2 separate regions of the Homo sapiens genome follow, and region 2 is linked to region 1. A link is a contact called in ENCODE Hi-C or POLR2A ChIA-PET data. All regions are on one chromosome and are shown on one strand. The core of a region is the stretch at or near the end of the contact, and the rest is flanking DNA. Distances in the headings are between cores, read along the strand shown.

Region 1 (4,730 bases), core at 1,872-4,371:
TTCATGTGTGTCAGTTCTATTTATGTTAAGAAAAAAAGCTCTTTTACAAATATGTTTTCAATATTTTCCCTGTTTTTGTTTTTGTAGAGATAGGGGGTCTCACTGTGTTGTACAGGCTGTTCTCAAACTCCTGGCTCAAGCAATCCACCTGCCTGGGCCTTCCAAGGTGCTGGGACTGTTTTCCTTATTTTTGAACTGAGTCTTTTGATTTAGTTGTTTTATTTTTCCTTCTTTTTTTGTACCAAAGTTAGATTGCTACTTAGACAAACTTATTAATTTTTTGCCTTATTGCTTCGAGTTTTGGGCTTTTCAAACAAAGTCCTCACCTTTCTTAGATTTGTAATAAATTGATCCACATTCTAAGATATTTTATGATTTTTTTTACAAGTATTTGATTCACTAACACTGTTAGGCTAAGGAGTCAGAGAGGAACTCGCCCTTGTCATCTTAACAGGTACTGACCAGCTGTACTATCACCATTTGTTTACTAATCTCTCTTTTCCCAGGTAATTAGAAATCTCACCTTTACTTTACACTAAATTCCCTGTACATTTGAGTCTACTTCTGATTTTTCTTTGGTTCCACTGATTTCTTCTCTTATATCAAATTGGTTTACTTAATGGAGTTTCAAAATATGTTTTGATATCAGGGTAGACCTGGAAGTGGACATACTTTGGATGGGGCAAATGGAGAAGATCTTGTTGACTAGGTGACAGGTAGGCTGACGTTTGAAGAGTAGGAAGTAACCAGCTTTACAGAGATGAGGCAGGAGCATTCCAGGTAGAGGAAGCTGCATGTACAAGAGCTGGAGGAAGAAAACAGCTTGGCATGCATACAGGAGGTTAAACGAAAAAAAGGCCAGTGGTGAGCACATTAAACGAGGGAGAGAAGGATGTGAAATGGGATGGGGAAGCTAGGCCAGATTTTGTAGGACTTCGTAGACCATGGTAAGGAGCTTGGTTTTGTCCTAAGCACAAAGGGAAGCAGTTAATGAATTTGAAGTAGGAAACTGACATACTCCAATTTCCCAGAGGATGACATCGTCACTCTGGCTGTTATGTGGAGGTGGAGGGGACAGATGTGGAACTTTAAAAAATATCATCGGCTGGATGCAGTGGGTCACACCCACAATCCTAGCACTCTGGGAGGCAGAGGCAGGAGGATGATCTGAGCTGAGGAGTTTGAGAACAGCCTGGACAACTTAGCAAGACCTTGTCTCCACAAAAAAACGTGTGTGTGTGCGTAAATGTGTAAATATTTGGGCTTATCTATATTATAAAGTCTCAGCAAGTGAGCAAGTGATACATTTGCTGAGATGGGGAAGGCAGGTTTGGGAGTGACAGAGCCAGGATTAAATCAGGGTTGAGACACTAAGTTTGACAGATCTGGGAAATCCAAAAGCTGAGAGTGGGCAGGTGGTTCTTTGATATGTGTGGATCTGGAGCCAGAAGGAGGGGTCTAGGTGGAGACACCAATCCAAATAGGAATGTTATTCAAAATCACAGGAATGCAGGAGATGATGGAGGAGAAGTAGAGTGTGGAGAGAGAAGAAAAGAGGGCCCAGGACCAGGCCCAGAGGAGCATCAGCATTTCGAGATGGGTGGAGGTGAAGAAGTCTGCAGGACACTGGTGAGCTGGTGTGGTACGGAGAGCTGGAGGGCATGATCTCCAAATCCCACTTCTTCTTTTTTTAAATTTTTATTTTTATTTTTTTGAGATTGAGTCTCACACTGTCACTCAGGCTGGAGTGCAATGGCATGATCTCTGCTCACTGCAACCTCCACCTCCCGGGTTCTAGCGATTCTCCTGCTTCAGCCTCCTGAGTAGCTGGAATTACAGGTGTCTGCCACCACGCCTGGCTAATTTTTTATATTTTTAGTAGAGTCGGGGTTTCACTATGTTGGCTAGGCTTATCTCAAACTCCTGACCTCATGATCTGCCTGACTTGGCCTCCCAAAGTGCTGGGATTACAGGTGTGAGTTACCATGCCGGGCCTTTTTTTTTTTTTTTTTTTTTTTGAGACGGAGTCTCCCTCTGTCACTCAGTGATGTGAAGTGATCTTGGCTTACTGCAACCTCCCCATCCTGGGTTCAAGCAATTCTCCTGCCTCAGCCTCCTGAGTAGCTGGGACTACAGGCACATGCCACCATGCCCAGCTAATTTTTTAATTTTTTTGGTGGAGACGGGGGTTTCACCATATTGGCCAGGCTGGTCTCGAACTCCTGACCTCAGGTGATCTGCCCACCTCGGCCTACCAAGCTGCTGGGATAACAGGTGTGAGCCAACGCCTCACAACCCCACTTCTCAACCCTTCCATGGCTCCCACAGCACTTAGAATAGAGTCCAAATCCCTTTCCATTCTCATCGAGGCCCTGCCCCCTCTGGCTAACCTCCAGCTATAGCTACTCCCTACCTCTATCACCTTTTCTGGGACCTTCACGACAGCCTTCTTGTGCCTCTCCCTGGAATACCCACCCCAAACCCCTTATCCCTTGGATGTGACTCGTGTTCATGCTTAAGTTGCCTCCTTATCTTCCCTGAAGCTTCCCCTTGTCTTAGTCTATCCCAGCATCTTACTGAGTTCCTTTATCATGATTCACAACTGTGTATTTGTGTATACAGAACAGTGAGCGCCATTTGGGCAAGGATAGTTTCTTTTTGTATCCTTAGTACCAACCCAGTGCCTAGCAAATAGTAGAGGTGCAATAAACATATGACTCATAAATGAATGAATAAGCCCTTTTAATCTTCACCCTGGTCCTGTGAGGTAGGGATTATAACCTCTGTTTTGCTTTAAAAAAAAATCGAGGACATGAGACTCTGAACGACTAGGAAACCGTTCACAGGTTCCAGCACACTGAGAAGTGATGGGTGGGTGAAAGTATTGGTGAACCTGTTCCAGCCTCCAGATCACAGAGGAACATGAAAAGGTTGGCCAAGAGCCCCCGGTGTTCTTGGTGGCTGGTGAGCCCCGGGGCTGTGTAGGCAAGGGCCCAGCAGAGGGCAGCAGAGGGCTGCACTGGACTGGGATCACCGGAGGGAGCAGGCCCTGGGCGGAGCAAGGGGTGGGCGGCCAGGCACTGGGCTGGGACTCGGGGAGATGACCTTGTTTTGTCTAATCCTTTGTAGGACTCTAGAGTGCGCTGATGGAGCGCTTGAGGCAACGTTCCTATTTGTGTTTACATGTGCTGATCCTCACCACAGAGTATAAGGAAGCCGTCTTTCTTACCGTGGGGCCCTTGTTGGAAATGTCACTAAGTTTCTCCAAGGAGGCGGGAGGAGAGGACAGAGGACGGGGGTGGGGGTGACGGAGGGCCCTGAGGTGGAATGGTGAGTACAAATGTGCAAATGAGATTTTTGGCCTTGGCTGCTAGGGGACAAACGTCCTAGGGTGGCCTCCAGCAGTTAGCGCCAGGCAGGGAGCTGGGAAGGCTCTGAGACAGCTGAGTGGGGGAAATAGGAGGTCATAATTGGTTCAGGGACATACATTGTCAGAAATGATTTTCTAGGTTTCTTATGCTCTCTGAATGGATTTCCTTTCTCTTCTCCTTTTTCGTTAGGAAAGTTGTTAAAATTTCCACCCTATCATCTATGCTTAGGGGAAAAGGGATTTTGCTCATAAACGGGGGCGAGGGTTGGGGGATGGGGGAGACCCTTGGGGGCCAGCAAGGTGGTAGCAGCAGAGTCAGAATGGAAGGCCCCAACAAGAATTATATAATGGACAATGGGGACTGGTGGGGGTGGAGGGAAGGTTGGGAGGGGAGTAGGGATAAAAGACTACATATTGGGTACAGTGTACATTGCTGGGGTGACGGGTGCAATACAATGTCAGAAATCACCACTGATGGACTTATCCATGTAACCAAAAACCGCCTATACCCCAAAAACTATTGAAATAAAATAAAATAAAATAAAATTTTAAAAAATAATGCAAGGCACACTTAGTCCAGCATATGGTCTTCTCAACTAATACAAACATACACACACACTTATATGCACAATCACAACATACATGCTTACACAGTCACATCATGTGTACAATACACTCTCATACCCACAAACACACACCTCACACACTGACACATCACACATACACACTGACACAACACAATACACCCACACCCACACCCACACTGAAGAAGGGTCTTTGGGGTGAATATCTGCAGTTGCCATTGCAGGTTCCCCCATCCTATTGTGGTTTAAGTCTAGGATCAAACCAACTCTTAGTTTCAGGGGTCAGTTCCAATTGGCCTAAACCCATCAACATAATCCCTGCCCCCTTGGCATTCCCTTGGCCACTGCGATTGTTTTAGGGGTGGGCATACAACCACACTGATCCCCCAGACATGAGTGAGGAAGCGCTGAGCCCTGGACGCTGTCAGCTGCCTTGTGCTACCTCAAGGAAAGGCTGGTTTAGAAAAAGCTGACTGGGAGGCAGAGGTGAGAAACTTTCAGACAAGCAGAGTTGCAGCCCCCAAAACACTGGGAGCTCTCAACAGCCCGTGCCAGAAGCCCACGTTACCTCTAAACTTTAGATTTTGTAAACCAATACATTGTTTTGGTTGTTTAAGGCATTCAAGTTGGATTTTCTTTCCCTTCCTCCCTTCCTTCCTTCCTTTCTTTCATCTCACTGTGTCACCCAGACTGGAGTGCAGTGGTATGATCATAGCTCACTATAGGCTCAAACTCATGGGCTCAAGCAATCCTCCCACCTCAGCCTCCTGAATAGC
Region 2 (4,523 bases), core at 379-2,878, 89 kb before region 1:
GACCAGTGAAAATGGCAAGCATCTTTAGTCAGTGAGGAAAAAATTGTGTACTACTTTTGTCTAATCAGTACCATTTCTTCCTAATAATCTCCCTTGGAGAGATTATTATGCCAAATTAAAAATTTTTAATTAAAGTCAAGCTAAATTTCATATATCAATATATCACTCCACCTGCTAGTCTAGTCTCTGTTATAAAGGATTGGTTTGAAAGTGCATTAGTCTGTGCAGGCTGCTATAACAAAATACCATAAAACAGGTAGCTTTTAAGCTGCAGTAATTTAGTTTTGGCAGTTTTGGAGGCTGGAAAATCCAAAATAAAAACACCAACAGGCTGGGCGTGTGGCTCACACCTATATCCCAGCACTTTGGGAAGCTGAGGTGGGTGGATCACTTGAGGTCAAGAGTTGAGACCAGCCTGGCCAACATGGTGAAACCCCATCTCTACAAAAAATACAAAACAAATTAGCTGGGCATGGTGGTGGGCGCCTGTAATGCCAGCTGCTCAGGAGACTGAAGCAGGAGAATCGCTTGAACCTGGGAGGTAGAGGTTGCAGTGAGCCAAGATCATGCCACTGCACTCCAGCCTGGGCTACAGAGTGAGACTCCATCTCAAAGAAAAAAAAAAAAAAACACCAACAGATTCAGTGTCTGATGAGGGCCCTTGTTCTGATACATAAATTGTGCCTTCTTGATGTACCCTCACATGGCAGAAGGAGCAAACAAGCACCTCGGGCCTCTTTCATGAGATAATTAATCCCATTGATGAGGGTTCTGTCCTCAGGATTTAATTACCTCCCACTAAGGGCCCCCATTTCTTAATACAGTCAGCTTGGGGGTTAGAATTTCAACGTATGAATTTAGGGGAGACACAAGCTTTCAGACCGTAACAGAGAGGTGTTTTTCTTGTTTTTTTTGGTTTTTTTTTTTGTTTTTTTTAAGGCATATTCTCAGTTTGGGTGTGGTGGCGTGTACCTGTGGCCCTGGCTACTCAGAAGGCTGAGGAAGGAGGATCCCTTGAGCCTGAGAGTTTGAAGGTATAGTGAACTATGAACATGCCATTGCACTCCAACCTGAGCAACAGAGAAAGATGCTGTCTCTAAAAAAAATGATAAATGAAAAATAAAAATAATAGGCCACGTTTATTGTTACTTGTCAGTATTTATATTATTCCTTTGATCAAAAGGAACAGGCTTTTTAGGAGCAGGATTTGATGGGTGGAGTTAGGGGGAAGTTTTAAAATTCTCTTGATTGAAGCATGGTGTGACCACAATTGATTTATCAATTTCTGAACTTGGCCTTCTGGATCCATCTGTTCCTCACCCCCATCTCCCTCCCATGCCTATTTTTGTCCTTGGCTTTTAATCTTTCTCTTCCTCCTTCTCTTCTTGGTCTCGCTCTTGCTTACACTCTCTGCAATTTTTGCATAGCATAAAGGCACCCAGTGAAGGGTTTAAGATCTTCTGAAATCTACTGTACCATATCCACTAAACAAGCTTTGGGTATTGGTGAGTGAGTTTGCCCCAGTCTACAGGCTAGCAGAGGCCCTACCTGATTCCTGGCTTACTATTAGCCCACTGCCAATTTATACGTGTATAGTGACTCTCCAGCCTAGTGTGACACTTCCTGTTTTTGGTTCTTGGGTCGGGCAGATATCTAGCTCTGGTTTAATGTATTGTGGAGTTATCCTGGGGCATTTTTCTGATTGACTTGAGATCGTATGAGTGCTAGTATAGCATATAGGCTCTATAACCCATACTGCCTAGTCTCAAATCCCAACTCTGTCATGTACTCATTTCTCTGTGCCTCAGCTTCCTTGTCTGTAAAGAGAGAATAGTAATATCAACCATCTCCTGTGGTGGTGTATACATGTAAAACACTTAGAAAAGTATAAAAGATGGTAAGCACTTAGTGTTTATTGATTATGAGTTCACCCATGATCTTGTTGGAGAGAGACCCACGTCACTTCTACCACCCTAATAATTTAACAAATGTTTATTGAATGACCATAATGTATCACACACTATGCTGGGAAGAACATAGAGATGAAGCAAAAACTAATGCTAACTTCAATGAGCAACATTTGGTTTATAGATAGTAATGATGGCAAAGGAGTAGCTTTTTATTTAAATAATCATTTATAGGCCAGATGAGGTGGCTCACGTCTGTAATCCCAGCACTTTGGGATGTTGAAGTGAGGGGATTGCTTGAGCCCTGGAGTTCAAGACCAGGCTGGGCAATATCGCCAGACCCCATCTCTTAAAAAAAGTAGTTCTTTACTGTTGCCTCTATTGACTCTTGAATGCAAGAAAGAACATTTGCCCTTTGACTTCTAATATTATCTTATATTCTCTCTTCTTCAAAAGATCAGAAGCACATGCTGTAAACATCAATCATGATCATCTTTGTCTCCCTTATCAGATTGTCAAAATTATATCTTTTCCTATTTTCCTGCATACCTTATCTTTTTCCTAAATTCTCAGTTCTCCAAGTTCTCAGAAATCATAACTTCAGACCTTGAAATGATGACTCTGTTCCACCCCCATCCGGCTTTTATATGAAATACATGTGTATATATAGGTAAAGACGGAGTCTTGCTATGTTACCCAGGCTGGCCTCAAATTCCTGGGCTCAAGCCTTCCTCCAATCTTGGTATCCCTTTGAGTACAGGCGTGAGCCCCTGCCCCCTGCCCCTACTCTGGTTTTGTTTTGGTGGTTTGTCAGTATATATGTGTTTGCCTTTGGGCTACACATAAATGTAGAAAGGTGAGCTGTAACCAGAAAGACATCACCGAATTTACCATTGAAATGTCTTCATTTAAGTCCGTTTCTCAACAGTTGTTAGCCAGATCCAGCTGGATTTTATATCTGACTTGTGATCACGGTGAAAGAATGCAAAAAGGAGACACAGACTTTTAAAATGTTCTGTCCAGAAAAGAATAAGAACACTATCTAAAAAAACATGAAGTTCTAGTAAAAATGATGCTTGAGACAGAAAAAAGAATTTAAAAAGATACAGTGAATTAACTAAAAATAAAAGACAGTTCTTTGTTTGGTTTACCATTCTCCCCCCAAAATGGAGGGATATTTGTATATTTGTATATTCTGACAGGCACTTTCTCTTCTAAGGGAGGGAAGTAGTTAGAGGCCCTAGGCTCCACTGTAGAAATGTGATAATGGAGATGTGCAGTGCTCTAGGGCCAAGATTAGTCTCCGAGACAGCATTGGGTGACATTGTTTTACCGTAGTATTTTTGCTTTCTGTTTTGAGTTCCTTGTTGGTTCACAAATGTTCTCTTTTTCTCCACCTTTTATCTAATCAGTCACAATAAAATGTAACTGTCAACCAGAACAGTGTGTTTTTATAGCCAAGTGTTTTGGAAAAACCCTCAAACTGATTTTTCTCTGCTCTCATGCCAGCACAAGAACCATCAATCAGCACAGAAGACTTCTGTGACCCCAAACTATGTGGGGATTTCTCCCTAGCAACAAGCAAGCAATCAGTTTGGCAACAAACACTGACTGGATGTCTTCCAATTCAATTCCAACACTATCTACCTGGAAATAGTGTCTGATCCCACAGGGTAAGGGCTCAGCCCCCCAAAGATTGTCCTCTTTCCCTCTCCCAACACTGCTAGACACCAGTCACAGGTCTGGGGCCTCTGGAACTTCTGACAACTGGCTTCAAGTTGGGGTTCCCACAATCCCTCTTGGGGTTCAATTAATTGGCTATAGTGACTCACAGAACTCAGGGAAACATGTTTACCAATTTATTTTATTACAAAGGATACAGATGAAGAGATGCTCAGGGTGAGGTATGGGGGAAGGGGCACAGAACTCCCATGCCCTCCCTGGGCGAGCTGCCCTCCAGGAACTTGCATGTGTTCAGCTATCCAGAAGCTCTCTAAATCCAGTCATCCTGGCTTTTTATAGAAGCTTCGTGACGTTAGCATTCCTTCCCCCAGGGTATGGGATGGGACCCTCTCTGGAATGGTGGTCTTATGACCCACAATCAGATTACAGACCTGCCTTGGGGCAGGTGAAAGGAACACTGGAGAAAGTCAGAGAGGCCTAACATACCAACATTGTAACAAAAGACTGTAACAAGGACTCTGGGAGTTATGAGCCAGGAATCATAGATGGAAACCTATACATATGTGTGTATTTATATCTATTACTACATCAAGGAAAGGTTTCACACACTGGTATGAAACTGGAAATAATTAACAGGAGAAAACTTGGAAAATTTGCAAGTATGTGGAATTAACACTCCTGAACAACCAATGGGTCAAAGAAGAAATCAGAAATATCTTAAGACAAATGAAAATGGAAACACAACATACCGAAATTTATGGGATGTGGCTAGGTGCAGTGGCTCATGCCTGTAATCTCAGCATTTTGGGAGGCCAAGGCTGGCACATCACTCGAGGTCAGGAGTTCAAGACTAGCCTGGCCAACATGGTGAAACCCCCATCTCTACTAAAAATACAAAAAGTAGCCGGGCGTGATGGCAGGCACCTGTAGTCC

Evidence for each region. A loop is a pair of places that touch in the nucleus more often than their neighbours do. ChIA-PET counts read pairs that join two places held with the same protein, here RNA polymerase II (POLR2A).
Region 2: POLR2A ChIA-PET joins it to region 1 with 12 read pairs in naive thymus-derived CD8-positive, alpha-beta T cell. The contact joins two enhancer-like sites. A Hi-C loop is called at or near these places in 1 of 168 maps with a recorded cell type or tissue (CD8-positive, alpha-beta T cell). POLR2A ChIA-PET finds 5 or more read pairs at or near these places in 4 of 52 experiments (AG04450, Caco-2, GM12878 and 1 more).

What each region holds. Positions count from the first base shown.
Region 1 is chr11:10,734,247-10,738,976 of GRCh38, reverse strand. No RefSeq gene overlaps it. Among named protein-coding and RNA genes, the nearest start is that of CTR9, 15 kb to the left of the region's middle. Within about 2 kb of position 3,121, at least 21 of the 41 ENCODE cell types and tissues checked have a DNase peak (open chromatin) inside an H3K27ac peak, as active enhancers do.
Region 2 is chr11:10,822,161-10,826,683 of GRCh38, reverse strand. It overlaps LOC101928053 (a long non-coding RNA gene), which reads right to left. Exons shown (of 3, transcript NR_120540.1): 3 at 3,753-4,523. Among named protein-coding and RNA genes, the nearest start is that of EIF4G2, 15 kb to the right of the region's middle. Within about 2 kb of position 1,628, at least 2 of the 41 ENCODE cell types and tissues checked have a DNase peak (open chromatin) inside an H3K27ac peak, as active enhancers do.